3 separate regions of the Homo sapiens genome follow, and regions 1 and 3 are each linked to region 2. A link is a loop called in an ENCODE intact Hi-C map of the cell type or tissue named here. Cell type or tissue: PC-9. All regions are shown on one strand. Each heading gives the region's core, and the rest is flanking DNA. Links, peaks and the distances in the headings are about the cores only. Region 1 overlaps TPD52L1 (TPD52 like 1). Region 2 holds the start of LOC100126584 (a long non-coding RNA gene). Region 3 overlaps HDDC2 (HD domain containing 2).

Region 1 (10,029 bases), core at 2,553-7,552, 53 kb before region 2:
ACATTGAAACGGGAGGAAAGGCAGTCAATACAACCTTGACATTGTACCCAATTAGTGTTTGAATATGAATGCCAACATATTGCATATGTGAAACACAGTCTTCATTCTTCACTATTGGGAAAAACAATGAGCAGGGCCTTTATGAAATACAGTGGGCTCCTGTTAATGTACTCTCCCTAATTTCTACCATGTGGGGCCATCTTGTAACTGAGCTGGTCACTTAAAGATAAAAAACTGCAATTTTTTGAGTGCATAATACATGTCAGACTTTCTTCTGCTACTTTTATAACAGTCCAGTGACATTGTTATTCTTATCTCCATTTTATTAGTGAAAACCCCAGATACAGGTGAGCTAAGCTATGTCTGTCTTCCTCATAAACTGACCCTCTGAAGCCAAATTATCTGGAAGCTTGTTATAAATGCAGATTCCTAGACTCCACCTCAGACTTACTGAGCACAACCTCTGAGAGGTGCAACCTAAGAATATGTATTCTAAACAAGCTTCAGAGGTGTTTGTAAGATCTCCTAAAGATGCAGAAGCACTATTCTAGTTAGCAGTGTCATGCTGGAGTTCCCAGGGTTCAAGTGAAAGATTTCAACACAGTATGAAGAGAATCAATTTTATAAACATGGGAAAATATGTTTTCTTGGGTATAACAGGTTATAGAGGGTTTCCTATTTTAAAGGATTATTTAATTAGTTTAGATAAATGTTATAACGCCGTTAAAATTATTACAAATTTTATTTGTAATAAAATTAGGGGTAATTAATAATCCAGAAGGTTTACCTGTTTATCACACCTGCTTCTGAAGAATTTCAATTACTTTTTATTATTGTGGCATTAGTAAAAATGAAGATAAAACAATGTACTCAGATTCATGCACATGTCCTTGTGAATGCCTAGTTGTTAAAATAGTGAATGAATATTGTGGACAGTCCAGCAATTTTTGAAGTAAATAAAATTTAATAATATAATTTATAAAGATGTATCTATAAGTGTAAAGTTAGGAAGATATTTGCCTCTCAGTGTCAAAGCTTTTCCTTCTTTTTTTTTTTTTTTTTTTGAGACAGAGTCTCACTCTATTGCCTAGGCTGGAGTGCAGTGGCGTGATCTGGGCTCACTGCAACCTCTGCCTCCTGGGTTCAAGTGATTCTCCTGCCTCAGCCTCCTCAGCAGCTGGGACTACAGGCACACACAACCATGCCTGGCTAATTTTTGTGTATATATATATATTTTTTAATGGAGACAGGGTCTCACCATGTTGGTCAGGCTGGTCTCTAACTCCTGACCTCAAGGGATCCACCTGCCTCAGTCTCCCAAAATGACGGGATTACAGGCATGAGCCACTGTGCCCAGCCCAAAGCTTTTTCTTTTTAATAAAAAAGTAACAGTTTAAGAATCCAGTAAAATAAATACGCAGAGATTTTTTTTTTTTAAAGAAGAAATGTAAAATGTGCTCGAAAAGTTTTTAAAGAATAGAGGGAAAAATGAAACTGATTTCTAAAGAAAAATCCTCCAAGGCATATCAGCCAAATGCAAAATAAAACTATGACTGGTATTTAAATAAGCAAAAACTAAGAGTAATACCTCTATATAATATGGTATATAATATATTGTATATAATATTGTATATAATATGAAAAACTATGGGCAATACTACATTTTTTTTTTCCTGGTGCCTCCAGTGAGAACTTTTGGTTCTCAAGTCAAAATCAACCTTGATGGTCACCCTTATTTTATGTAACAGTGAAATATTGAAAATAATGAAAATGTGCAAGGTTACTTATCTAAAAGCATTGCTATAGCTACGCACTGGGAGATAAATTCATTAAAAATGAAGGTGCAATAAATATTTAACATACTCACAAAATAGTTAGAAAATGAAGAAAGAAAACTACCAGAAGTGTATATGTGTGGTACCTTTATGGAATAAAAGGATAAATATGTACCTATTTAACACAGAAAAAATATACTAGATGGATGTATACAAATATGCAATCTAGAATAGTTTATGGGAGTGCATTCCACTAAATGCATGTTTTAATTTATCATTTATATTACAGCTAGTAAGAATTTGCACATGCTGCATTCTTTTCAAATCTGCCTCACTACCCTGTATCTTCTATTTTTACCAGGTCGGGTCCTAGTAGAAACAGCAACTCTGGGACCAGGCCACCTAAGCCTGACCTTCAGGCAGAAAATGTCCCAGTGTGAAAATTTATCTTAGTCATCAATCATATCAGCCATATAACATTTTTATCCATTAAAATAAAAAAATACATATGTTGAGATGAGCAGCTAATAGCTAGTGCTCCCTTCAATCGGAAAGCCAAGGGCTTAGCGCCGTTCCCATGGTATTTTCCCACAGTACCTCATGTCTCCGAACTTCTTGCTGATGGCCGTTCCAACGTTGCTGAAAGCTGCAGTTGCCTTTTGCCCTGCGTGACTCAGGGTTTCATGTGTTTTCTTGTAGCTAGAAATAAAACAGAACAACATGGTTTTTATATCATGATCTCCCATAAACAATTCATCTTCCTTCTCACTCCTTACTTTGAAAATGTCCTTTCCTCAACAGATTTAGGAAGAAGATCCACAAAACCACTGTTTCCATTCATTGTCTGGGGATGATGGGTTGGCTGCTGTTCATCAGAAGGAAAGTCAGACCATTAAATCTGAATTTAGGAAGTATATACAGATACAAATACAAATACAGATCTGAATGTGCAGCTCTTTCATGACAAATAATGGAACTGCTCAGTGAGCAGAATGTTGTTCTTGAAGTGTATTAGTTCTAAAACAGACACTTGTCAATGACAGCTCTAGGCATCAAGGATGACACAGAAATTAGAGAATGCAGGTTTAGGTTTTGAAGGTACATCTAAGCTTACACTGTTAATTTGGGTAAAATAAGCCAGAAAAAGGCAAAACACAGCTAGTTATTTAGCTTACTTTTCTAGTATTTATAGCTGGGAATAATAAAAGCACATTATCTGAAGATAATATAGTGACTTTTTTTCAAAACAGTTTTAGGAATATATACTGTGAATATTTGTTGATAAGCCTATGTCATACTAGACTTGACTACTTGAGGGCAAGGAAGCCATTCATCTTTGTGTCCCTGGTCTCTGACAAAGGGATAAAGAAGAAACTCAATAAATAGTAGATGAACGAGTGGGTGATATCAAAAGGGACAACCTTTTGTGACTCTGAACTGGGAGTAGTGGCACTAGGAAAAGAAAGAGGTATGATGGATTACAGGGATAGAATGGACAGATTCAACAGGAGATGGTAAGTGATAAATAAGAGCAAGACCAAAGGTTGTCCTGAGGCTGTGAGCATCATGACAGGAAGGACAGTGATGCTACCTATAGGGATGAGAAATTTCTGAGTTGGTTATGAAAGTGGGAAATAAAAGGTACATAACTTGAGGAATAATAGTAAATCAACAAAATTTTTATACACATTAAAAAAAACCCTCAAATCTTAAAATGCATATGCTGTCTTCTTCTGATTTATGCTGCTCCCAGGTAAGTTCTCCCAAAACCCTGTTATACTTGCATGCATATGGTATCTGTAAGAAAACATTATACCCTATGAAATCAGCTATGTAGGAACTGCCCTTTTTCCTCTACCCCTTCCATCTCCCACAAGTCATCCAGTCCTAAGTATGATCTCAGGCTCTAGTGAATATTTTCAAATATGTGCCTTGGTCTTCCCTAGGACAGAAATAACTTTATTAATGTGGTATTCTTTTTGTGAGCAGAATGGAATCTGTCTATAATATTGTTAGCATTATATGTTATTTATTAACACAATGTTTTTTTAGGAAGTATAAAAACATACATTAACTAGATCATAAAACCAAATGTTCATTTACTGAACAGACATTTCCTATCAAAAATGAAAAGACCAAGCAGAATAAGGGTCAAGGAAGAATCTGGTGACTAGGGGGTAATTTGTGTCTCTGGAGAGGACTGTGTGAGGAGAACAAGGAATGTGGATGCCAGATGGCACTGGGTCAAACAGCAAATGAGACAAGATGAAAGAAATGAACAGCTTTTAGGAAGTTTGCTTAATTTCTTTTTTTCTCTGAAGGTCCAAAAAATGTCAGCTCATTCAAATTAAATTTTATTTTTACATTTTGCTACATGATTTTAGCTTTTAATTTTGGAAAAACATTTTTTGACTACATGAAACCATGGAATTTCAGGCAGTTTATACATGAAATCAAATATTATTATCAAGGAGACAGGCAGAAGATGGCAGATAGGAGACAGGGCTAATGTGCATCTTGCACTTGCTCAGACAGAATAGTGTGTGGAGACTCACATCATGAACTTTTGTTCCAAGAACCACCATAGGAACTTACCAGGAACACCGAAAGAATTCACAGATCCTTTGAAAGGAGTGGCACACCACTGCAAATTCTGAGAGACGGGTGAAAAACTGAGTTCCTAGAGTGCGAGAGGAGAGAAAACCTGCCTCTGAACCCACTGCCTCTGAACCACCTGCCTCTGAATTCCACTAGGGAATCTGAAAATCCAGATCACAGGAGAGGGATTTAACCTAAATTAGAGCTGGAATGGATTCAGGGATCTGGGTGAAATACAATAGTAGCAGCAATGGGAAAAGCCTTATAGGCACTCCCAGTTTCTCTAGCTTGAGCCCAGGGAAGGTATATAACTGTATCTCACAGAGCGCCTCCAGGAAGGCAGCCAGTGGAATTAGGGAGGGGTCATGGGGTGAAAGAAGCTTCCAACTGAATTTTATAATAATTGCCACTGGGCGTGAACTTTCTTAAGCAGAATCTGGGGGGTGAGTGGAAACTGCTGCAGATATGAGGGCAGGAGCTACCAACACTGTGGGCAGACAGGTAGGGGCGAGGCCTGAAAGCTGTGCTTGCTTTCTCAGCAGGGAAGCCTATGGCCTGGGGCAGGTCTGAGTTCATTGTGCACAGGCTGCCTGGATGGAAACTCGGCTCTATTAGCAGAGCACTGCAGGAGTGAGACTGGCCTCGCCAACTGCGTGGGAGCTGGGTGGGGCCTTTTGCTACCAGGTATCCCCCACTTCCTTGATAAACTATATGACACAGCAGAGGCAGCCATAATCCCCTTTGGAAGGTAACCTCACTGGCCTGAGAACCACACCCCCCAACCCCCACAGTGGCTGCAGCAAGCCCTACCCAAGGAGAGTCTGACCCGCCCAAGGAGAGTCTATCCCTGCCCCCACTTGATGGTATTTCTCTACCTGCCGTGGTAGCAGAACACAGAAGACATAAACTCTTGAGAGCTTTATGGACCCACCTATTGCCTGAGAAACCAGAATACCTCCCTTGGACAATTTAGTGCAAGCTTAAATCCCACTGTTACTACTGCAGCTGGTGCCTTCTTGAAAACACCACCTCCTGGCTGGAGGCAGACCAACTCAGGCCATTACTGCAACTCATGACAGAATAACCCTGATCCCAGGAAGAAGAAAAGAACAGCTAATACTGCTGCCTGTAACATCCTGGCTAACCAGAGGTCCTGAGTCTGTCCACATGACGACTTCACTGCTAGCATAACCAGCATCTGAGAAAGCCGGCACGTTAAACCCAAGGATTCTCATAGAGTCTACTTCACTCCCCTGCCACCTCCACCAGAGCAAGTACTGGTATCCACAGCTGGGAGACCTGAAGACTGGTCATATCACAGGACTTTTTGCAGACATTTGCCAGCACCAGCCTGGAGCCTGGTAGTCCTGCTGGGTGGTTAGACTAAGAAGAGAAATAACAATCACTGCAGTCCAGCTCTCAGGATGTCCCATTTCTAAGGGAAGGGGGCGAGCACTACATCAAAGGATCACCCTATGGTACAAAAGAATGTGAACAGCAGGCCTTGAGTTCCAAATCTTTCCAGTGGTGGGAAGTTTCTCATAGCAGAGACACAATTGCAGTGCTGGGCACAGTAGGGAAAGTCTGTACCTCTACCCCAAACGGCAGGCATCCCCTGTGATTGTGTAGGACCTTAAAGAAGGGGTCCTTGTTTCCCCTGGCACTCTACTGCAGACACAGTTGGGCTTCCCCCAGAAGAATGGAGGCACCTATAGACAGCCTTTCTGGAACAATCCAGGGTGAGTGCAGCCCCACAGGAGGAACACACTCCAGATTCAAGCCTGCATGAGAGGCAAAGTCACAATTCTTCCCTACTTGGAACATCAACATTTCCATAGATGAAAAGAGGTGCCTGTCTTATCCGAATAGCCAGAACACTGGGACAGGAATAAGGCTGTGAGGTGAGTAGCTTTCCTGCTGACCTGGCAGGAGAGCTGAGGTAGCTCCCACTCCTCACCTTGATGAAACCTCAGCACATCTAATTGAGAGGTCCTCCAGCCAACTTCATCAAGGCTGGGACCTCAGCCCACCATTGGGTATTACATCTACCCACCTGCCTTAGCCACAACCAGTGCCTAACCAGGGATACCTCTCCTAATGGCCTAAAGTCAACTCAGTAAATAAAACAGTGGGAAAAAAGTTAAATAAATAAATAAAGGGTACACCATGAGAGAACAAGATAAGCTTCAAGAGATACCTGCCATTCCAACTCCATAAGAGGCAGTGAACTCACCCACTCACCAAGAATGTAACAACTACAAACAGCATAAGGGAAAGCCAGCACACAAAAAAACTTTCTGTAACTAAGGATCTCATACTGAGTCTTCAACCCTACAAGCACCAAGAATTAAATTAGGCTAAAATAAACATTAAAGTCTAATCCTTAAGAGGGAATAAATAAATTTAAGTTAAAAAAAATTTTAAGCAAAAATAAATTCAAGAACAATTTTAAGAAATAGTCTACCCAAATGAGAAGAAACCAGAAAAGTAATTCTAGTAATAAAACAAACCAGGGTTCTATAACACCCATGAAAGGTCACACTAACTCCCTAGGAATGGATCCAAACCAAGACGAAATCTCTGAATTGCCAGATAAAGAATTCAGAATTGTGCTACTCAAGGAGATACAAGAGAAAGGTAAGTTGGCTGAAAACTAACTTAAAGAAACTTAAAACAAATATAGGACATCAATAAAAAATTTTCCAGAGAAATATATATCATAAGGAAAAAACAATCATAACTTCTGGAAATGAAAGACTTGCTTAGGAAAATAAAAAATGCAGTGGAAAGTTTCAACAATAGACTAGAACAAGTAGAAAAAAACTTCAGAGGTCAAAGACAAGGCTTTCAAATTAACACAATCCAACAAAGACAAAGAAAAAAAATGAACAAAGCCTCCTCCAAGAAATTTGGGATTATGTTAAATGGCCAAACCTAAGAATAATTGCTGTTTCTGAGGAAGAAGAAAAATTTTAGTTTGGAAAACTTATTTGAGGAAATAATTGGGGAAAACTTCCCTGGCCTTGCCAGAGATCTAGACAATGAAATACAAGAAGCTCAAAGAACTCCTGTGAAATTATTCACAAAAAGATCATCACATAGGCACACAGTCATCAGGTTATCTAAAATCAAGACAAAGAAAAGAATCTTAAGAGCAATGAGGAAAAAGCATCAGGTAACCTATTAAGGAAAACCTATCAGATTAACAGCTGGTTTATCAGCAGAAATCTTACAAGCCAGAAGGGATTAGGGTCCCATCATTAGCCTCCTTAAACAAAATAATTGGCAGACAATTAGCCAAGAATTTTGTATCCAGCAAAACTAAGCTTCATAAATGAAAGAGAGAGAAAGTCTTTTGCAGACAAACAAATGCTGAGAGAAATTGCCACTACCAAGCCAGCCTGACAAGAAATGCTCAAGGGAGTTCTAAATCTTGAAACAAAACCTTGAAATACACCAAAATAGAACTTCATCAAAGCGTAAATCTCACAGGACCTATAAAACAAGAACAAAATGAAACAAAACAAAACAGTATTTAGGCAACAACTAGCATAATGAATAGAACAGTACCTCACATCTCAATACTAACTTTGAACGTAAATGGCCTAAATGCTCCACTTAAAAGACGCATGATGGCAAAATGGATTAAAAACCACCAACCAAGTATCTGCTGTCTTCAAGAGACTCACGTAACACAAAAGGAATCACATCAACTTAAGGTAAAGAGGTGGAAAAAGATATTCCACACAAATGGAAACTAAAAGTGAGCAGGAGTAGCTATTCTTATATCAAGCAAAACAGACTTTAAAGCAACAACACTAAAAAAGACCAAGAGGGACATTATGTAATGATGAAAGGATTAGTCCAATAAGAAAATATCACAATCCTAAATACATATGCACCGAATACTGGAGCTCCAAAATTCATAAAACAATTACTACCAGGCCTGAGAAATGAGATAGATGGCAATGCAATAATAGTGGGGGACTTTAATACTACAATGACAGCACTAGACATGTCATCAAGATGGAAAATCAACAATGAAACAATGGACTTAAACTCTACACTAGAACTAATGGACTTAACATATATTTACAGAACATTCTACCAAACAATTGCAGTATACACTCTTTTCATCAGCACATGAAACATTCTCTAAGATAGACCATATGATAGGCCACAAAACAAGTCTCAATAAATTTAAGAAAACCAAATTCATATCAAGTATCCTGACTCCAAAAGGAAGCCTCAAAACTATACAAATATATAGATATTAAACAATCTGCTCTTGAATAATCTTTGGTCAACAATGAAATCAAGATGGAAATTAAAAAATTCTTTGAACTGAATGATAATAGTGAGACAACTTATCAAAACCTCTGGGATACAACAAAAGCAGTGCTAAGAGGAAATTTCATAGCATTAAATGACTACATCAAAAAGTCTGAAAGACCCCAAATAGACAACCTAATGTCACATCTCAAGGAACTAGAGAAACAGAAGCAAACCAAACCCAAACCCAGCAGAAGAAAAAAAAAAATAACAAAGATCAGAGTAGAACTAAATGAAACTGACAAAAAAAAGATATAAAAGTTAAATGAAACAAAAAGCTGATTCTTCAAAAAGATAAACAAAATTGATAGACCATTAGCAAGATTAACCAAGAAAACAAGAGAGAGAATCCAAAGAAGCTCAATTAGAAATGAAATGGGAGATATCACAACTGATACCACAGAAATACAAACATTCAAGGCTACTACAAATACCTTCATGCACACAAACTAGAAAATCTAGAGGAGATGGATAAGTTCCTGGAAATATATCAATACAACCCTCCTAGATGAAATCAGGAAGAAATAGAAACTCTGAACAGACCAATAATATGTAGCGAGATTGAAACAGTAATAAAAAAATTGACAATAAAAAAAAGTCCAGGGCCATATACATTCACAGCTAATTCTATCAGACATTTAAAGAAGAATTGGTACCAATCCTACCAGAACTATTCCAAAAGACAGAGAAAGAGGAAATCCTCCCAGATCATTCTATGAAGCTGGTATCACCAAATGTAATGCCAAAACCAGGAAAGGACATAACAAGAAAAGAAAACATATCCCTGATGAACATAGACACAAAAATCCTCAACAAAATACTAGCTAACTGAATCCAACAGCATATCAAAAATATAATCCACCATGATCAAGTGGATTTCATACCAGGGACTCAGGGATGCTTTAACATATGCAAGTCAATAAATGTGATACATTACATAAACAGAATTAAAAACAAAAATCATATGATCATCTCAATAGACACAGAAAAGTTATTTGACAAAATATGGCATCCCTTTATGATTAAAGATCTCTGCATAATCAGCATAGAAGGGACATATTTCAAGATAATAAAATCCATCTATGACAAACCCACAGCCAGCTTCATACTAAATGGGAGAAAAGTTGAAAGCATTCCCTCAAGAACTGGAAGAAGATAAGGATGCCCACTTTCACCACTTCTATTCAATATAGTACAGGAAGTCTTAGCCAGAGCAATCAGACAAGAAAAAGAAATAAAAGCCATCTAAATTAGAAAAGAGGAAGTCAAACTGTTGCTGTTCACTGATGATATGACTGCATACCTAGAAAACCCTAAAAACTCA
Region 2 (10,029 bases), core at 2,487-7,486:
GCCAAGGACTCACTCAGAAGTTCCAGGGCTAACCGATCCCTTGGCCTGCCTCACACTGACCTTGAGCTGCAGCATTTACCCAGCCTTTCCTGAGTGAACTCCAGCAGTGAGCTGCTATTAATCACACCCTGTTGTAACATCCCCTGCCTCCCTCTTCCATTTCCTTTTCTCTGGAGACACTAGCGCCTGTGCTGTTTCAGGTAATGGACACCCAGATGCCTCTTTTAGACTCTGAAAATTGGATGGGGCAACCCCTCACCTCTGACGCTTAGTGGGCTGTTATTTTATAAATAACATGTTTGTATAACTGATTAGTACTTTATATTATATTCCACCTTGGGTGAAAAATAGACTTTGCTTAAAAAAAAATCCTTCTGACTGTTCTTCCTCTTAGAGTTCTAAACTCTGCACTTTTCAAAAGAGTCTGTTCTTTTGGGCCTAGCAAGCAGAAAGAGGAGAGTGTCTCTTGATCTGGGGGCAAACATTTCCCTAAAATTCTCCTGGTAGAAAAAGAACTCAAAATAGAAGTGAAAATGAGTTGCCGAAAAATAAGAAAAGTTATATTTCTTGCCCTTCTGAGTTTGTGAACTCACTGGATACCTGCTTGATATTGAACTAGATATGTGGTGGATATGTGCAGATTAGAACTATTAAATTAGATTATAGAGAGAACAGACCTACCAAGATGAAAACGTAAAATCATTCAAGGGATTGGAAGGTCAACATGATAACACATAAAACAGATTTTCATCTGGAAAAGGGACATCTCTAGAGACTGTTCATACAAGGAGGCTTATTCAAAGAGAAAGGACAGCCAGCTCTTTTCTCAGCAAGCAAGAAGGCTGGGCTAAAATTTCAGCAAGCATGATTATGAGTCTGTTTTAGGGGATACTTTCAGGTTATAAATTAAATGTAGCTCTCCGTGGTATAGAAAAGCTTGGGAAAAATCTTTTCTGACAACCCCAGTGGGAGATTCAGGACATGATTATTCTGATGAAAGGCACAGATCCGGCCAGATGTCTCTGAGTAGTTTTTCTTTTATTTTCTTTTTCTTCCTGCCTAATGATCTAGGAATATGACTACACTTTTGATACTATGGGAGAGGAATTCCAATGCTGGATCTGCAACTAATTGGCTCTGAGCAAGATTCTTATTCACGCTCACCTCCATACCTCATGTATAAATAAGGGTGACAGCATGTCATACTTATAAGTCCGTAGACACCATGGTGATGAGTGAGGTGGAGAGTCTAAGAATAGTCTGATATCAAATACAGGGATGTGAGGAAAAAAGAAAGTTCTATTTTCAAGGAAATTTGCTACACAGTTTGAACAGAATCTGATAAACACCAAAGTATATATTACAGATAAAATAAGCATTTCTTTGCAAGTTATTAAATGTCATGTGCTTTATATAAGCTAACAGAAAACATAATTCAATAACTTTTTAATGTAGTCCATGTCTTAAAAATAATTTGGCGATCATTGGTCTTGCGTTGAGACAGGAGCCACGACAATAATTATTTAGACTTTTTTGCATTTGCAGGGCACATGCCAAAAGTTGTTTATACATTACAACTATAGTTAAGCTTTTACATTAATGAAGCAGTAATTAAAACTTTGGAACTGCCCCAGGTGTTTCTGTGGCTAATGTAAGCTCATGCTTGATCTTATTTTCTCTCTGTGGCAGTCACAAGGCTTAAGGATATGGGATGAGAGTTTAAAAGAAAATATAAACAATTTTAAAAACAGCTACAACTTTGGAAGCTACAGAAAGCTTATCTTTCCTTGTTTTCCTGAGTCTTTGATGATTAATACATTTAGAGCCAAATTTAAGGGCATCACTCAAGTCCTACTGAATTAGAATCTTTGAGGTTAACCTTGCACATCTGTGTTTTGTTAATCCCCACTGGTGACACTGATGGGCAGCCAATGTCAAAACCCACTGATTTTAAATAATATAGTATGATGTAAGGGGCATTACTGTGAGCTCAGCACTATTCTAGGTCCTGGAGATACAATGATTATCAGAGCAGACAGGGCCTCTGCTCTCCTGAAGCTTAAGAGATGCATATGATGAGCAAGTGGGCAACAACTGGCCTGGCTGTGATAGCGCGAACAGGGCACTGTGATGGAGTGACTGGAGACAGGCTTTGTCACCATGCAAAACCAACAATGGTCTGAGAAGTTGCAGAAAGCCTCTCTAAGATGGGTCAGTGCACTTGGCCTTAAGAAGGAGTTGCTATGTGACATTCCAGAATAAAAGAGATTTCCAGGGAGAGGTAACAGCTAGGTCAGATGCCCTAAGGGTAAAACCTGCTTGGTACCTCAAAGGATCAAAAAGATGCCTGTTGACTGGACCAAGACAACAATGCAATTTGTTCAGTATCATCAGAGAATTTCACGTAAGTGCCTTTTCCATAGATCTAAAATTTACTTAATCTTATACCACTCAAAAATTTACTCATTTTATATAAAACCTTTCTCTCATGGATGGGTGACACAAAATGCAGAAGACATGCTTCTTACTCTCAAAGGACTTAGCGGTCCACAATGTACCCAGTGTGAAAATAAATATGATTTAAAACCTGTTGGAACCCTGAAGACACTTTAAGCCTTGAGAGAGATGTGATTGTGATCTGAGCCACACAGGGTTGTGACTTCTGTTTCTCAGATTATAGAACAACTTGTTTCTTATTGTTCTTGTTCTGTACAGTGACTAGAGAGACTCAAACAACAACAGGGACAAAAACCTGCTGCCATCTTAATGACCCTTGTTACAGATTAACTTCCCCTTTCTTGTCCTGCTTTGCTTAGGCCAGTTGACAGAAAACCCATAACCACTATACCCTCTGTAACAAATGTTATATGTATCCTTCCCAAAAAGAAACACAGCCTATACAACCAATCAAATTGCTGCAATTGTGTGCCAACTTTGTCAGAAAAATGTTGTAATCCTGCTAAAAACTCCCTGGTCTCTGACTATATATAAATGAAACTTTAACTTCCCTACTTCAGAACACTGACTCCATTCCTTTGGAGCTGGTGTTTATAGGTGGGCTATCCTCAAACTTTGCCCTTGAATAAACTCTCTCTAAGTCAGATTCTGACCCTTTTGATTATTTTAGGTTGACACCAACTAACTATAAATAAGAAAAGAAAACATTAAATGCTTTAACCAAGGTTTAAACTACGTGCTATTAACACAAATAAGGAATATTTAATTCCAATAGCTGACACCAAAGATCTTCATAGAGGTAATATTGTCTGAGTTTGGTCTTACAAAGTAGGAAGATTTCATTCTCGTTTCGGCAGCACATATATTAAAATAAGATTTAGACAGAGGTAGAGAGGGCATCTTATATGGAAGATCATTGGCAAAGTATCAGGTACATTGAAAGAACCAAGAGCTGCTTGATTGCCTGGGGTCAGGGTTCCAGGGGAACCTAAGGATAGTATGAAATACGCCAAAAAGGACATTTGGTCCAGATCATAGAGGACGTTGAATTCCATGGTAAGGAGTCTGGAAGCAGTAGAGAAGCACAGATTTTTGAGCAGAAGAATGATGGGATAAGAGATGTGTTTAAGGAAGAAAACACTACTTTCTTGGTGCTGCGATGTATTTCATGAATGACCTGAGGGGTTGTTGAGTTATAAACGGCCTTAACCTTTAAACAGAAAGCTCAGTAATGCTGAGACTGTAGAGTTAATGGTGAGTTAATGGTTCTTCTGGATCTTAGCCTGCTGTCAGCTGGCATTTCTAATTTATTGCAAACTAGACGCTTCCAAAGGAAATGGAAAAAGTCACACCTAAAACTAATCCTATAATTAAGTAAAACAAAAACAAAAACTCAAAATCCACAAGTAGTTCCAGTCCACTACTATTAGAAACTAAAAAGCATGGGGCCTTGTCCTTTTATCAGCCTTTTGTTTTTTTAGAAAAAAAAAAAAAAAAAAAACTATTCAGAAGACTTTTCCACAAAATTCTCTATTTATCTGAATCATTATGATTGAAGAGACTTGATCTATAAATTGAACCATCAGTGTTAGCCTCAAGAAAAGCAAAAACCCACTGGGTTGTGAGCTCCTTGAAGCCCCGGGCCAGGGCTTCATGACCACCAAAGCCCCAGCTCACTCTGCAAGGCTCCTAGCAGTTGCTCAGTGAAAACCAGTTGCATAATGAATGTATAACAGCTTGCACTCTTACCAACACTGATGCTGGAATTGGGAGAGGAGGACATATATACACACATGAATTAATATATTTGTTTTTCATATATTTTTAAAATATATGCATATATTTTTCATCTGTATGTGTGTTGCATAGGTATCTTTTCATGTATATATTTTCATATTTGTAACAGGCATATGTTTTCCATATATATGGCTATTTTCTGCCCTTCCTCAGCACCCACAGCAGTGTGGTGGCCTGTGAAGTTCTGCCATCACAGAGAGAGCACCAAAGGCAATAATTCACAGAAAAGCTGCTTGGGACTTTTGCAACCATTCTTGAGTCTACTGGTTCTCAGCTATTTTCCCATCCCAATACTCCTGAAGGCTATGGCACACCCATGAGGAACAGTGACTCAGTGTGACAGCAACGGACACACCTCACCCCACCCTACCCAGAAAGCATATCAGAAGAGGGAGAAGGAAAGGATGAGGGAAAGGAAAGGAGAACATAAACATAAGCAGTTTGAACAAAAAAGCCCCGAAGTCCTTCTGCTATACCCCACCAGGGACAGGTCTTAGCCACAGCCTCCATCCCCCCAACTTGAAAATCAAGTATCATTTAAGTGGTTGGCTTTCAGAGTTAGAGGGGCCTGAATCTAGTCCTAGCAACACAATTATCAGCAGAGTGATCCCAGTCATCACAGTTAGCTTCTCTATGCTTCACTTTCCTCATCTGCAAAAGAAAGATAATAGTAACTATCTCAAATAGCTACTTGGAGGATTAAATGAGACTAAATTGTATAAGCTGTTGGGCACAATGCTTAACACATAAGGATAATAAATAGATGTTAGCAATGATTATTATCAACAACCAGCCCTTATAATTAAATGTTTGCCATGGAGGACATGGATGCTAATCAAAGCTTCCAAGAAATCAGGTGGGACATTTGTGATAGATCCAGCTGTCACTGGGCTTTATCAACAAGGTATATGTGCAAGTCAGGTGCAGATGTGAGACAGGTGAGTCCATATGGGTCCATCTGGGTGCAGACTCAGGCCCGCCACCAAAGCCGACCGTATGCAGCAAAGTGCTTGGTTGGTATTTGGAACCACGACTAATGTTCCCTTTTCTTTCTTGGTTCTTATTAATTCAGAAAAGCGGGCTCAGCCCTAGTTGGAAAGTCAACAAAGGGAACAAAAAACTGATGCTGGTTTTCTTAGGAATGAAGATGGGGCTCTCTGTTAAGGTGCTACTTCCTGCCTCAGGACTTGCGGGCAGATAAAATCAAGGGCTCTCTGGCAACAGCACAACCCCTGGTGGCCAGATGATGTCACTGCAGGTTTTTCTCCATTAAAAGAACATAGTATGAATGAGTCACATCACAGCTGCAACTCTGTTTCTCCTCCCCTGCATAGACTATGCTCTAAGCTACCAGCAAGTACATTCGGGGATCCTGCTGAGGCAACACCAGATAAAAAAAAAAAAAAGATTTTTTTTGTTGTTGTTCTCAAAATTCTGATTGCTGCAGATTGAACCCAAAGAACTTTATTCTGCTCAGGTCAGCCGGGTTCTGAAACTCTTGGCATTAAAAGCAGAGTGGGTGACAATCATAAACCTACAGTTAAATGTCTAGTGTCCTGAGTGCCAGGCTCATCAGGAAAACAAAAATTTCCACTTGTAGTCAAAGCCAACCTCAGCCCCTCCCACTATTCTCCTACAACAAAGGCCCTAAGGGAACAGTGAGGAAAGAACGTGGCTTTCTTCCCCCCTGGCATGCTACAGAAGCTATCGTGAAAGCTGGTGACTATTTAGTAGATATGTCAGGGTCCTTCATTCATAATTTTGTTCAAATCTTTTGATTCTACTTAGATTCTGCTTTAGAATAGCAAAGTCCATATGCTATTACACAGTATGAATACTGGCTCTTTTTCATTTCTTCTTGAACTTACCTTGTTAAAAAATAATAATAGCTTGTAATGACAAGGTATGTCAGTGCCCAATGAACAGAAGGGAGGGGGAGAAAAAACAGAGGTATCTGAAGGCCACTGAGGATAGGGAGACATTCCACAGTTGTTCACTTCTTCCTTCACTCCCAGCTCTCTCTCTCCTCAGATGATAGGGAGGTAAACATGCTTAGAGTTCATTTGGTCTTACACTCAGAATGTCTGCACCCTGTTTCTCTATTTTGATGAACTATATGCCAGGATAGCCAGCCAAGTAGAAAACACTGCCGTTCTTGCACATCTACAATGCTGCACAAGTAACATTTCACAATGGGTAGGTTCCTCTGCACTGTTTCAGTTAGAAGAAAGAACACAATTCACCCAATTTTAAACACATCATTATCCCTTCACCATTTCCTTTCAAAATCAAAGAAAAGGAATTAAGTCCATATTTTGATGGGAGCTGGAAAAAAACGTTTGGACTCTCCCTTCTTCATTTAGAAAAGGAAAAGCTGCCCCCTTTCACAGAAACACATCAAGCAAGTGGACAATGAGCGACATACAGGTGCAAATGCCAAAGGACAATTTGTTCTTCTGCAAAATCATTCAGCAGGAAATTGGGCTAAGAGTATTACTGAGAATAAAGAAAGCGTGGCTGGAACAAAATAAACAACAACGCAACTCCACAGCAAGAAAAGAAAACCCAAGATCAGCAAGGAATGATTCCATGTAAGAGAGAAATGTTAACTGTAGTTGTGAGGACAAGTGAATTTAAAATCATATTAAGATTCCACATAATGTTACACGATATACAAATCACTATAGTTAATATGTAGAGTCAAGACAACAAGAGTAGATGGTGCCATTGTTACCTTGATGTAGCAACAGAGAATGATATATTCAGTACAACATACTCTAAAGCAGGGGTCCCCAACCCCTGGGCTACATACAGGCGGTTAGGAACAAGGCCGCACAGCAGGAGGTGAGTGGCAGGCAAGCCAGCAAGGCTTCATCTGTATTTACAGTGGCTCCCCATTGCTTGCATTACAGCCTGAGCTCTGCCACCTGTGGGATCAGTGGCAGCATTTGATTCTCAAAGGAGTGCGAACCCTATTGTAAACTGCACATTGAGGGATCTAGGTTGTTCACTCCCTATGAAAATCTAATGCCTGATGGTGTCACTGTCTTCCATCACCCTCAGATGAGACCATCTAGATGCAGAAAAACAAGCTCAGGACTCCCACTGACTACATTAGGGTAAGTGGCATAATTATTTCATTATATATTACAATATAATAATAATAGAAATAAAGTGCTCAGTAAATGTAATGTTTTTGAGTCATCCCAAAACCATCCCCCAACCTTCGTCTGTGGAAAAACTGTCTTCCAGGAAACCAGTCCCTGGTACCCAAAAGGTTAGGGACTGCTGCTGTAAAGCGTGCTGGGACAGTCTTCATGGCTCTGAGTCTCATGGGTTCCCGTTATCAGTTTGGTTGTTGCAGTGACTCCCACAAGCTACCAACTTCAGTACTGTTTTCAGAAAAAAATGACCTAGAACCTAACAGAAAATGGACCACCAGGGACAACGGTCGGCTTCATTTGGGTCTGGTCACAAAATTGGGGTCATATTTTGACAGTCCTACAAACTAAGAATTCCTGCCATTCACAAAGTCACAGCTGGTAGAAATTCTTCAAATTATGATCAATATAGTTCACAGAAACTATTTCCAGTGGCACTTTTAGTTACTTTGAAGTTGTCTTCAGCCATAGAAAGACATGGCAAATGTCTTAGAAGCAGATAGCTATATCTATACTTCCTTCTGTCCTAACCACCACCGACACCCCAATGTTGGTAGAGAATTCTAGTAAAGAAAGGAAAGTGGAAAGGTGAGTTTTAGGGTTACCTATAATTTGACTTTCTGTGTCTCAAAGTACCCTTTTTTGTTATGTGTTTTGTCAAACCTAAGTTATTATTGCTATTGCTTTTACTTTATATTCTTCTCTGTGTAGTGCATACTAAACAAACCTTAAAACACAAGTGGCTCAATTTACTTCAAATATTCATGTAAAATAAAATCGAGTTCCTTCAGTATCAGATTTGGAACTACTTCAGAGTGAAAAGGAAATAACAATGAGAATAGTGAAAGGAGGCTCATGGAAAAGTACCAAGCAGAGAGAGGTTGCCAACCTTTCCCCATGTGATGAACTCTCTTTTGACAACACCCACACAATCAAAGGCATCAATGTTAATCATTCAGAAAAATAAGTTAGGTTAAAAAAATTAAGTAAATGACAGGATAGAAAAGCCTTTGTTTTCCTAGTGAATATCTAAAAATGTGTCTTATACACATCTTAAATTAGGTATATTGTAAAAGAGGCCACAGGCAGAGTCCAGTTTCCACTGGCTTTTTGAAATTCTTTGCTCCCAAATCCAGTTAGATATAACACACATCATTTTACTTTGTAGTCAAAGTATGAGCCAGATTTTCAAACACTTCCACTTTAAATGCCTGTACATAAGTCACCTCTGTTCTTATGACCCACACAAATCCTGTATTTAGAATAGTGTACAACTGATCTCTACTGATTATGAAGAATTAAGTAGTCAATATGCCCAACTGGGGTTATTATTATAAAAGAATATACTTAAGTGTTGCTTAGTTTCATATGGAAATTCTTTTTCCAACTTTAGCTTATTCTTTTAAAGCCTAAATGGGAGAGGAATCCAAGAAAGCTTAGGGCAGAGTTGAAATCAACTGAGATGCCTTCTATTTATACCAAGATGACCAGTCTTCTCATGACAGTCCCAACTGTAGGAGAAAAATCGTTAGCTAAGGCATCTACCACAGCAGTTAAAATTTATTTGCCTCTAGCTTAAGCTAATTCTCTAAAAGTATTGCAAGGCTTTGGCCCAAGGTAAACTTAAAACTACCTTAAGGAACCTGCTGTCAGAAGGTCTTTCACATAAGCTGACCTTATTGGCATATGTGAAATAAAGTAAAACATGCCTAGGTCTGTATTTGACCTCACTGAGCAACTGTCTCTCCAGTCCAGTGAAAATCTTCTGACCATGGAATGCCATGCATGCCACTTTGATAGGAGTCCTTTGATGCAGTATGTTTTCAAACTGCAGGTCACTACCCCATTTAGTGGGTTACTAAGCCAACTCAGTGTGCTGTGATCAGTATTTTTTAAATGAGATAAAATAAAGTAGACTAGAAGAGAGTAGGAATTGTTTGGAATGCATATAATAAGAACAAGTAACATTTCATAAAATTTTGTTCATTATTTTATATGCACACACACACAGGCATGCACACACCAACACAACTCAATGTGATATAAAATGTATTTGTTACCCTGTGTCAGTTTTTGAGAAGTCTGAAAACCACTTCTAAGAAGGATATTTAATTTTATTGTTTCACATTGTATCTAAATGTTCACATACTACCAATCTATTCCCTCTTTTCAAGAAGGTAAGGGTAGGAGTAAACAGGATGGGTGCACCCACTTTTAGCTACACTAAGAACACAGCTGTGGGAGGAAGAATCAGCTCTTACTAGGTGAAGAAGACAGATCCACTGAAGGATAAAAATGTGCCTTTCCACTTGGATAACAAGCTGATGACGTGGATATCTTAACAGAGGAGAGAAGCACTGTAAAGTTTCCATTTGAGTCACTGGTTTTTTCCAAATATGGTAACTGGTTCCAAAACCTAAGAAGCTGAAGGCTTTGGCGGAATGTACTAATTAATATATGCTTGGCTAACTATGGGATACTCCCATTCAATAGGTGATGCCATAAAACCAGGACCTCTTCTCAATAGAAACGTCTAAAACAAGATCTCTATTAATTATTCTTAAATGTAAATGCTCTCCCACTCTCCACCATACCCCAGCTAATGCTGTGTTCC
Region 3 (10,029 bases), core at 2,269-7,268, 81 kb before region 2:
TGCTTTGCCTTTTTATTGAAGAATGCCTATATCATTAATTTTTGAGGGAAAATTTCAATAATTTATATTTCTTTTAAAAGAAATCTGTAAGTTCATGAGAACTTGTAATAAGATGTATTGTATTTCCTAATGGTCTTTAAATATTTTTCTCACTTTCAACAGAAAAAAAAATTTCTAGACTGCTATGCTTGGAGTATTCCATTTCCTTTTGTGAAATCATGAACTTGAATTTATTAAACATAAATATATAACTGTGAATGTGAATAAACAAATAAAATGAAATTATTTTTAAGTGCCTTTGAGATAAAGCAAAGTGTATTTGGTTCCATATTTAAATGATTCCCCCATACAGTTCTCAGCTTTATCAAATCCAAGTAGCTGCCTTTATAAGAATAAGCGTGTAATAAAAACTAAGAAACCTTTAATTGATTCATATCACATCACCCTGCCAAGAAACCATGACAGGTTTGTTATCTGAACACATCTGGGGTAGAATTACAAACAAGAACTTGGCAGGGAAACCAGTTGGGAGCACTTTGTTCTTAATAGGAGAATGAATCTATATAGTATTAATTGGGACTTGTGGTTGGGTGGCATGCATCATTCTATAAGAAGCAGAACTCCTGGAGCTTCTTGTTCCAAGTCTGCACTGCAGAGGGAGGGACCAGTGGGAAGGGAAAGGTAAAAAAACTGCTCCCCCCACCACATTCACCACCTCCCACCTGCAACACATGCACATACCGGTGCATGTAAAATCCTCAGATCTTGGCTCTATCCTCAATAGTCTTAACTCAGAGGGACTTAATTAAATCTACCCTATGTGGAAAGTAAGCACAGAGATTCCCAGGTAAAGTGGTAACCAAAAGTAAATGATAAAGCTAGAAATACACTTAGAAATGACAAGGAAACCTGACATGAAATGGAGAGGGAAATACAGGTTTGAGAGGCATAAGACGAAATATCAGCTTGATGTTAAAAATATCTAAACTACTTAGGTAGATTAAAGAACAATGGTCTTAAAATGAAGACACGGTATTAAACAGGAAGAAAAGATCTTGAAAGTACCTAAGATGAACATACAAGATTTCCATGGCTTCTGGTAGAATACTTAGAATGGAGAGCACATCTTTCTTGTATAGAGTCCTGGTGTTAGGCTGTGAAATTACAGAAGTGTCTCTGATGGATTTCTAAACAGTAGAGAAATGGGGCCGATACAGAATGTACTTGTAGCTGTCACTCTGATTTCGGGTACCAGAGTCAGAATTTTCCCAGGATACCCTATTATGCAGCGCTAATCATGCTGCTTTAATTGTCCCTTTACTTAGGAGTACGAGACCCAATCTAGTGCAGAAGCCAAATTTGTGAAGCAGCTAGACCAATGTGAAATGATTCTTCAAGCATCTGAATATGAAGACCTTGAACACAAACCTGGGAGACTGCAAGACTTCTATGATTCCACAGCAGGTACTCAACACCATTTTCAACAAGAGTCCATTTTAGTTTGGCTTACTCAGTGTAGTGACTAATGTTAATATTAGGGAAACCCACTGTTGGTACCTTCATCTGACCCTTTCATGTGGAGCATCTAAAAAGAAAGGGAAGGAAACATTCGGGTAAGAGGCTGAGGATAGGAAATAAATGGAATAGAGTTTAATGTGGAATGAACAGTAAGCAACAACAGACACAGGCAAGAAAAGACGGTGAGAGAAGAGATGTTGGGTTGAACAGTCCCCCATGCTAGCCGTCATGGACATACAATAGCTTAGAGCTTGGTTGCTACCAAAGCAGAAATCTGGGGAGGTCTGAGGAGCAGGGATGACAGCACAGATCAGCCAATTGAAGTGTAGAGGTGTTTACAAGAGAGACACCTGCATCCTTGTTTACATCATGAGCCAGCCTAGCCCCTCTGATCTTCCTCCTTGTCTTTTCATATATAGGTGCTTCATTCTCCTTACTTAATTGCAGGTTTGGAATGGGCAGAGATTGTCTTCAGCTTTCTGGGCTCTCACACCTGAGTTTTCCCATAGTTCCTGGTAGAGGCACTGAGGAGCCTGGTGAAGTTTCCCCTACCTCTGCCTAATTGATGATTCCTTGCCTGAGTCTCATCCTTATTCTCAGTTGCACCTGGGGTGACAGAGCGTAAATGCCAAGTGGTCCCCTTCAGCCCCTTCCCAGGACCTGGAATCTCTTTCTGCTTTGGAATGAAGTGTGGGTCAGATCGTAGACTAGAGCCCCCAGTGAACCCTGGGATCAAGCTGGGGAAATGAATATACTCTCTTGTCAATATGGGAATGTATTTTTCCCTGTTCTTTTGCTTTGCAGGAAAATTCAATCACCCTGAGATAGTCCAGCTTGTTTCTGAACTTGAGGCAGAAAGAAGCACTAACATAGCTGCAGCTGCCAGTGAGCCACACTCCTGAGACACTCTCTAAATTGCTGCACTCCTGTAACAAACATTATTTTTCCATTTCATTGTATTGTGTTTTGCCATTGTTGGTCTGTTGATTTCCCTAGATGTGAGTCTGTTTGTTTTCAATTGTCTGAACTTCAGCAAGAAATGTGATACAACTTGGGCACTAAAAGAAGCCACAGAACAGGAAGCGGTCATGAAAGTGCCATGGATGAACACTGGAGGTGGCAGTGCCTGTTTATGAACTAAATAAATAAATATTAAACACCTAAAATATTAGAATATTTATTGGAGATTTAAAATCATCTTATTCTGACTTAATTACCGATATCCCCGAAGGCTAGGTTCATTGAATAATAGAAAATTTCATTATGATTGCTTTTAAGAACAGATTCTTCAGCTGATTTAGTGATAAGAATCCAGAAAAGAAAATGTACTAGTGATGTATTCTCTCCCCAGATGAAATTGCTGCCTTATTCAGATTTACTCTCTTGAGCCAGATTTTGAATTTCACTGCAGACTGCTTCAGACTTCTAATCATAGGCTTGTAAACCTACTAATAGGCTCTGCCCCTCTTCCCAATACTTTTTGTCATTTAGAGATATAAACCGGGGCATATAAAAATGCAACTTGTATTCCTTTGTATATTTTTCCCTGTCTGACTTATAAATCTTGAGACCTTTATTGTAAAAGCATGTATCATCAGGTGAGAAATATAAATAGGAACTGGGGTCATTGAGCCTCAGGTAGGGAATATATCAACCCGATTTCTTCCTCTCTTTTCCCTTTTATAGGATAAATAATCCACCCTGTCTGCCTTTACATTGAATAGTGCAAAAAAGAATACGATTTCTGCAAACCTGCCCAGTGTTTTGGTGTGGAGCAATGATGCTTGTCCCTTTAATTCAAATGTCACTTTCCATTTGAAGGCCTTCGAGGCTGGCATGGTGAAAATTCTAGGCAGTGTTTCTTTGGAAACTCTTTGCGGTATCCATGGATACCCAATCTGCAGGAAGCAAGGTGCATGATCTTTTCAGAAGCAACACACATATGTATGTGTAATTGCTCTGTATCAAAAAGAAGAAAGAGGGTAAAGTCCATTACTGGATATATGGTTAGTAGGAAAACAACTCCATCTATTAGGATTGTGGAGTTTTTCCCTTGGCATGAAAACATACACACAAAATAACCCCAGATAAAGTTCAAGTATTTATAACCAGAAGGTGTTCTGTGGCCCTGCAGTTTTATTTTCAATGTTTTGTCTACCATAATTTTCATAAATAGCTAACAAAACAATTCACAGAGAGACTTTGGAAACTTCTACTGGGTTAGACTTTATAACTAGTCACTTAACCATTATCTCAGTTCATCATCTACCTACGAAATGGGAGTTTTCAGTTAGTCCTAAACCTTCCTTCCTGAGGAAATACATCTTTTAAAGAAAGAAAGAAAAAAATATAATAGTGTTATAAATAAAACATTTGATGATAAGAAAATAACAAAATGAAGATCAACAAAATAACAGCTCCTGAGCCTACCAGCAATGTCTATAAATGAGCATTATTACTTAAAAATGTTAGTCCTTAGAAGATACCTGCCATTTGCCTAGACTTTGTCTTCTGAATGACAACCCTATAATTACAATGCAGAGTAAATAATTATTCATGGTTTGAACTCAAGAAAAAAGAATTATTTGTTACTGTTTGTCAGATTCTAGCCCAAACTGAGGTCCAAAGGGAGTTGGTGGGCTGGTGGCAGGTAGCTGGAAAAACTTGAGGAATCGTAGGCAGTTTTGACATGGCGTTATTCTCTCTCTAGGCGCGAGCCATATGTACAGCATCAGCAGGGTAGTTAAACCTTTTAGAGACAATAATGGATCCCAGCCAAGCACAGGCTCATGTGAATGGTCACCTAATGTGCCTCACGTGGCATGGTTACATAATGTGTAGAGTTGTGTGCCTGCGTTCCAAACCCACTGAGTCATGCTGTGCCAGAAGGCTGCCTCAGCCTACTCCTGACTAAAATGCAGCCATTTCCCTTACACTCCATCCCCTAGGCTGAGAGGAGTCTTTCAGGTAGGGATACGTGCCCATAGGGTGGAGCCCTGAATCCATAACCCACAACACTACAGAGAGCAACAGCTCATTACCAGGATCCCAGCTATGCTACTTAGGACTGTAAGGGCCCAGCGTAGGCCACAGCCCAGAGATGCCCACCATCTCTGCAGGGGGTTGTCAGTAAGGCTCTCCACCACCTTAATCTCCCATGAGACCTCTTGCAGGGCTGCTGTTATGTTCTGCCAATTGTCAGGGATAAAGGTACAACATTGTGTTCCTAAAAGGGCACAGGTGCCTCCTTGTGCAGCAGGTTACTATGTCTAAGGCCATTCAGTTTTGCAATACCACCTTTCTCATCTGACCAGCCTCATCCATTAACAGGAGGAGGGCCACTTGGGTGTAATTCAGAGCCCGAGTGGTGTGCTCTGCAAGAGCAGTAACTTGTGCTTCTACAGTTGTGACACCCGCCGCAGGGATAGTCACTGTCAAGGGGTAGAACCACTGGGGAGCTCGTCGCACTCACAAAAAATGAGAGTGTAGCGCCTTCCAGTTATGCAGTGTCTGGGCAATGTGGAGAGAACAGTGGCCACCCCCAGTTCCAACATTCCGTCCAGTTCACTGGTAGGTAAGGCCACCCTGTGTGCCCACAGACCCATAAACTCCCAGGGGGCACAAAGTCCCTTGGGGCCCAAACTTGGGGGCTGCTTGTTCCAGCATACCTTCAGTATGGTGACATGTGTTATGTTTACACAGGCTGTGATGGGTACCTATCCCACAGTGGTGTTACCCCAGTGTTGCTCTATGCTCTGCGACACCTGGGCTGGGGGTACTACATGTTCCCCCGCTAGCCAGCCCCAGCCATCATAAATGCTATGGGCCAGCCACATGATGGGAGCACCATGGATCTTGCAGCGTCCTTTGTCCAAAGCTTGCTGCGTTGCATTCCAGATGTCAACCACGGGACCCCAAGTCTCCAGCCATGTCCAGTTCTCTGTAGACACTGAATGTATATGCCAAGGCAAGTCATCTGCAGCTGCTGCTGGAAGGGCAGTGCAGACCCGAAAGTTGGAAACATTGATCACCTCAGCACAGGTGTGGGCGCAGTTTACAATGCAGTTGGAGCATGTTAACCTATGGCCAAAATGACAGAGCAGGCACAGCTACTAACAGAGGTAAGTGACGTCCCTCAGGCAAAATACAGGCTAACTTTTCATCCATGGATAACAATGCAGCTGCCAAGAGCTTCTGCCCTGGGCGATGGTACCACACCTTCTCAGCTCCCCATGGTTCCTATGGGTCCGGTATCTATGCCAAAGTCAAGGGGAAGCTCATAATAGGCCACACAGACAGTACTTATGTCCCCCAGAGGAGCGTTTCTTCCCTGGCTGTTGCCCTAAGAACAATCAACCAAGGGTGACATGTATTGAATGCCCAAGGAGTGACATGCAAGTCATACTGTAGGTCTTCCCCACAGGGAGCTACAACGGCCAACCACCAGCAGTGGGGAGCCTGGAGGGTCCATGGCCAGAGCCAGGTTTTCTGTTCCCCTCCCTTCAGGGGCATTGGGGCAAGCAACAAAAGGTTACCGTTCGTCCCCATACCTGGTCGGAGGAGGTCATCCTTAGTGTGTATCTGCAACTGAATAGGGGTGGTGGCCCAGTGTAATAAAGCCTCCACCAGGGCTGGGCGGTCTTTCCATGGCTGTTCATTCAAGGTTTGAACCACCAGGTCCAGCTTGGAACTCCAGCACTGCAAAGACGGGTGTGACATGCAAGTGTAACCCATTCTTCAAGAGCCCTTTATATTGCTCAATCATACCCACAGCTTGTGGGTTGTATGGCACATGGAATCCCCACTTTATGTCCATTTGTTGTGCACATTGTTGTACCTGTTGTCCAGTGAAATGGGTGCTCTATCACTCTCTATGGCCAGAGGGCAACCATACAGGGCACATAAGTGTTGCAGGACCCGGAGGATGTGCTGTTGGTTGGCCACCCTGCAAGGGTAGATGTACAACAGGCTTGTGGCCATGTCCACAGCTGTTAGCACATGTGTATACCCTTGCAATTTTGGCAGCGGACCGATGTAGTCTACTTACCACCTGGTCAAGATCACTCGCCCTGTTGTCACTTGTGTAAAAGTGGGCAGCTGCCTCCATTTAGGGTATGACCAAGCACATACTGGGCATTTCTGACGAGCCTCCCAAATACCTTGCATGGGCAGGGACAGACCCCAACACTTATTGCCCTGTTACATCAGTTTGCCCCTGGCATGTCCCAGTTTCTGGTGTAGCCAGAAGGCCACATCTTGTGTTGGTGCCGACTAACCATTGGACCTTGGCCAAGACATCTGCCTCATCATTGCCAAAGGTGGCCAAAGGCATATGGCCTGACACATGATAAATAATTACATCTTTCTGATGATCCATTTCCCAGAGGTCTTGCCACATCACTTGGCTCCATGACATAGGTCAGTGGCTGACTAGCCAATTTTGTATTTTCCAAGTAGTTAACCACAAGGTTAAGCCTCGGTAGGCTGCCCAGCTATCGGTACAAATCACCATAGATATCTGCTCCTTAGTGATCACCATCTATACTGCTGTAAGTTCAGCCCATTGGCTACTTTGCCCACACCTGGTTTCAAACCATATGGTGTCTGTACTAGGTTGGACTGCAACAGCGGTCCAGGCAGCATTAGATCCTTGGCTAGACCCATCTGTGTACCATGCCCCATCAGGAATGGGGGGTACCCTTCCTTAAACGGTGATGGCTTGGGGTCTAGGGGTGCCCCAGGCCCTATAGCCTTCTCTTGCATTAGGACTATAGGTCCCAAGACCTCTTGCAATTCTGCTGCCAAGGGTCTTGTACTCAGCAAACTTTGCTGCTCCAAGTAGGTGCCCCACTTTGCCAAAGTAGATGTCTGTGCCATCCCAGTCCAGGGGGGCATTATCCATGAACACATCCATCCCACTATTGGGTAAGCCATCCACATGATGACTGTAGCCCATCCTGTCACACTTTCACAAGACTGAAATGCTGCATATACAGCTGCTAGCTGTTTCTCTATCAAGGACTGTTGGAGCTCAGCTCCTTTCCACAGTTAAGACCAAAAGCCTACTAGTGTTCTCAGGCACTCTGTATGCTGCCACAGGCCCCAACTGAAACCATCTGTGCTCACATGCACATCCAGCTCAAACAGGTGCCCCTGGCCAACTACCCATAGGGCTTGTGCCTGCTGAATAGCCCACTTGGCTGCCAGGAAAGCGGTCTCAGCCATATCCCAATTCCAGGTAGCTCTCTTCTTTGTTAACCGTGCAACAGTTTTGTCATTTGAGCTAAATGGGGCAGAAATGCCCCCCAGTATCCCAGGAAGCCCACAAAAGTTTGTAGCTGCTTCACCGTGGTGGGCCAGGGCTATGCCTGAATTTTGTCAATAATAGCCTCTGGTATGGCCATCATCTTACCTAGACAGGAAACTTCCAATAATTTGGCAGATAATCCAGACCCTTGGACCTTGGATTCATTGATGGCCCAACTGCATGCTGCCAAATGTTGCTGCAAGAGAGGCACCGCCACATCTAAATCTACAAGAGAATCAGAGGTTAACATATCATCAATATAATGGAATAGGTGGACCCCTTCTGCACATTGCCAAGTGGCTAAATCCATGACAACAAGACCATGACATATGGTGGGGCTATGCACATAGCGCTGCGGCCACATTGTAAAAGTCCATTGTTGCCCTTGTCACGTGAAGGCAAACTGTTCCTGGCTCTTGGAGCAATGTCGATGGAGAAAAATGCATTGACCAAGTCCACCACATAGTGGTACTGTCCCAGTTCCATTGTCAAGCAGTCCATCAAATCCATGATTGACGGTACAGCTGCACTCAAAGCGGGTGTTACTTTATTCAGTTCCTGATAGTTTACCGTCATCCGCCTAGTTCCATCAAGCTTTCTAACTGGCCACACTGGAGAATTGTAGGAGCTGTGGATGCCACACACTATCTGCACCTCCTCCAGCTTTTAAATTGTCTCAGTTATCTTCATATGCCCACCCAGCAAATGGTATTGATGGGTGGAAGTAACCAGTTGGGGTTGTGACAGGACCTGAGGCTTGTGATGCCTATGTCCTTGCAGCACCAGCTTCACCAGATGCACTAGGAGTCTGAATTCCCTGGCCGTAGTTTGTAACGCCAGGCCATGTAAAATGTCCACCACCAGGATGTATTCAGGTATGGGGGAGACATACACAGTATATAAACAGGGAGCCAAGTGGCCAATGCCGAGGTACAGAGACACAGGTTTCACTTTCAGTAACCAGCCTCCATAAACATAAATGTAACAGCCTTGCCCAGAAACTTATCTGATTCTCATACACAAGGCTACAATCTGTGCCAATATCTACCAGCACTGACACCCGCTGTACGTTAGTGGGGGACCAGTGAATTGCTAATTCTACATGTGGCCACTGGTCATCTGGTGTCCCCCCAAGCTGGGCACATTGGCCAGTTCCCTAATCAAACAGAAAAGGCTCTACATTTCAGCCTGGCTGCAGCAAGTAGTCCTTGAGTTGGAGCACCTGGGCGGGAATGGGTCACGCAGCAATGTCCTTCTTCCCCTTGGTATTTTCCAGAATTGCTTCTCTGGAGACAAGTGTCTCCACAAAGTTAAGAATACTTCATTGGGCAGTTTATTGATTTTCTCTCAGTCAACCCTGGACAAAATCAAATCTACCCACATCTGTGAGTGTGTCACTCATTGGGGCCCCCTTTTTGCCCATGCGGGAGCCCCCTGTGGGCAGGGCACCTTCCTCTTCTTTATGGTGTGGACCCCTCAGTCCCACCGATGGCCTTCTGCTTCCCCGAGAGCTGCTATAGCAGTGGTCACTTCATGTATGCGGTGCCCTACCTACAGGGTGAGGACAGCAGCTAGGAAGCCAAAGGTGCTCGGGGGTGCAGAGGTAAACATTCATCACCTGGCCCCCGGGTATTCAGGTCAAACATAGCCTGCCATATAACCATCGCCCAGATGACTTGCACCAAATCAGCATATGACTGCCATTTACTCACAGTTTCAGTTATTTCACCAATGTCATTTCACACAGTCCATATGGCTGCCCAAAGCCACTCAATCAGGGTGTGGTAACCTTGCCCTGCCACTAGCCACCTGCTTACTTGCAACCACTGAAGGAGGGAGGGGAGTCATGATGGAGGCCAGCTTTTCCATCCCAGAGGCAGAACAGGGATACTGTCTGCTCCCTCATCCCACAAATGAAGCATGCAGTTGGGCAGGGGTTCCCCTGGACACTGGCGGCACTACTTGCCTAATTCCTGCAACTCAGTTGGGGTATAGGAAATATATGAATTGTGTTGTGTTACCACTCGGGTGGGCTTCCTGGGATATTGGGGGGCATTTGTGCCCCATTAGCTCAAATGACAAAACCGTTGCACGGTTAACAAAGAAGAGAGCTACCTGGAGCTGGGGGAGGGGTGTCCCTGAGCCCACCCTTGGGGCCCCAATGGCTGTTCATGATTTACCTTCCGACAGGCCACTGAGCAAGC

The links. Hi-C counts contacts between places; a loop is a spot of excess contacts. Peaks named below come from ENCODE experiments on the same cell type or tissue, not always from the same donor. Only the 100,000 strongest peaks of a DNase experiment are listed, where the experiment ranks them.
Region 1: a loop joins it to region 2, with 4 times the contacts of the local background. A loop is called at or near these places in 11 of 110 quality-filtered maps.
Region 3: it touches region 2 in a loop (4-fold over the local background); 6 of 110 quality-filtered maps call a loop at or near these places.

Annotation. Positions count from the first base shown.
Region 1 is chr6:125,240,727-125,250,755 of GRCh38, reverse strand. It overlaps TPD52L1 (TPD52 like 1), which reads right to left. Exons shown (of 7, transcript NM_003287.4): 4 at 2,373-2,474. Among named protein-coding and RNA genes, the nearest start is that of HDDC2, 56 kb to the left of the region's middle. RefSeq lists a silencer at 9,866-10,029. In PC-9, for the core only: no CTCF peak of the experiment used is centred there; a DNase peak (open chromatin) is centred at 4,935; H3K4me3 peaks cover 1,011 bases; H3K27ac peaks cover 2,303 bases.
Region 2 is chr6:125,187,953-125,197,981 of GRCh38, reverse strand. All of the region lies in intron 1 of TPD52L1 (TPD52 like 1), which reads right to left. LOC100126584 (a long non-coding RNA gene) reads left to right here and starts at 165. Exons shown (of 4, transcript NR_149043.1): 1 at 165-200; 2 at 7,318-7,373. In PC-9, for the core only: CTCF peaks have their summits at 5,245 and 5,447 (motif pointing left); DNase peaks (open chromatin) are centred at 4,571 and 5,511; H3K27ac peaks cover 4,141 bases.
Region 3 is chr6:125,268,537-125,278,565 of GRCh38, reverse strand. It overlaps HDDC2 (HD domain containing 2), which reads left to right. Exons shown (of 6, transcript NM_016063.3): 5 at 1,326-1,464; 6 at 2,323-3,216. The coding sequence ends at 2,420. LOC124901395 (a long non-coding RNA gene) reads right to left here. Exons shown (of 2, transcript XR_007059736.1): 2 at 2,646-8,050. Among named protein-coding and RNA genes, the nearest start is that of HDDC2, 28 kb to the left of the region's middle. In PC-9, for the core only: no CTCF peak of the experiment used is centred there; a DNase peak (open chromatin) is centred at 4,365; H3K27ac peaks cover 1,749 bases.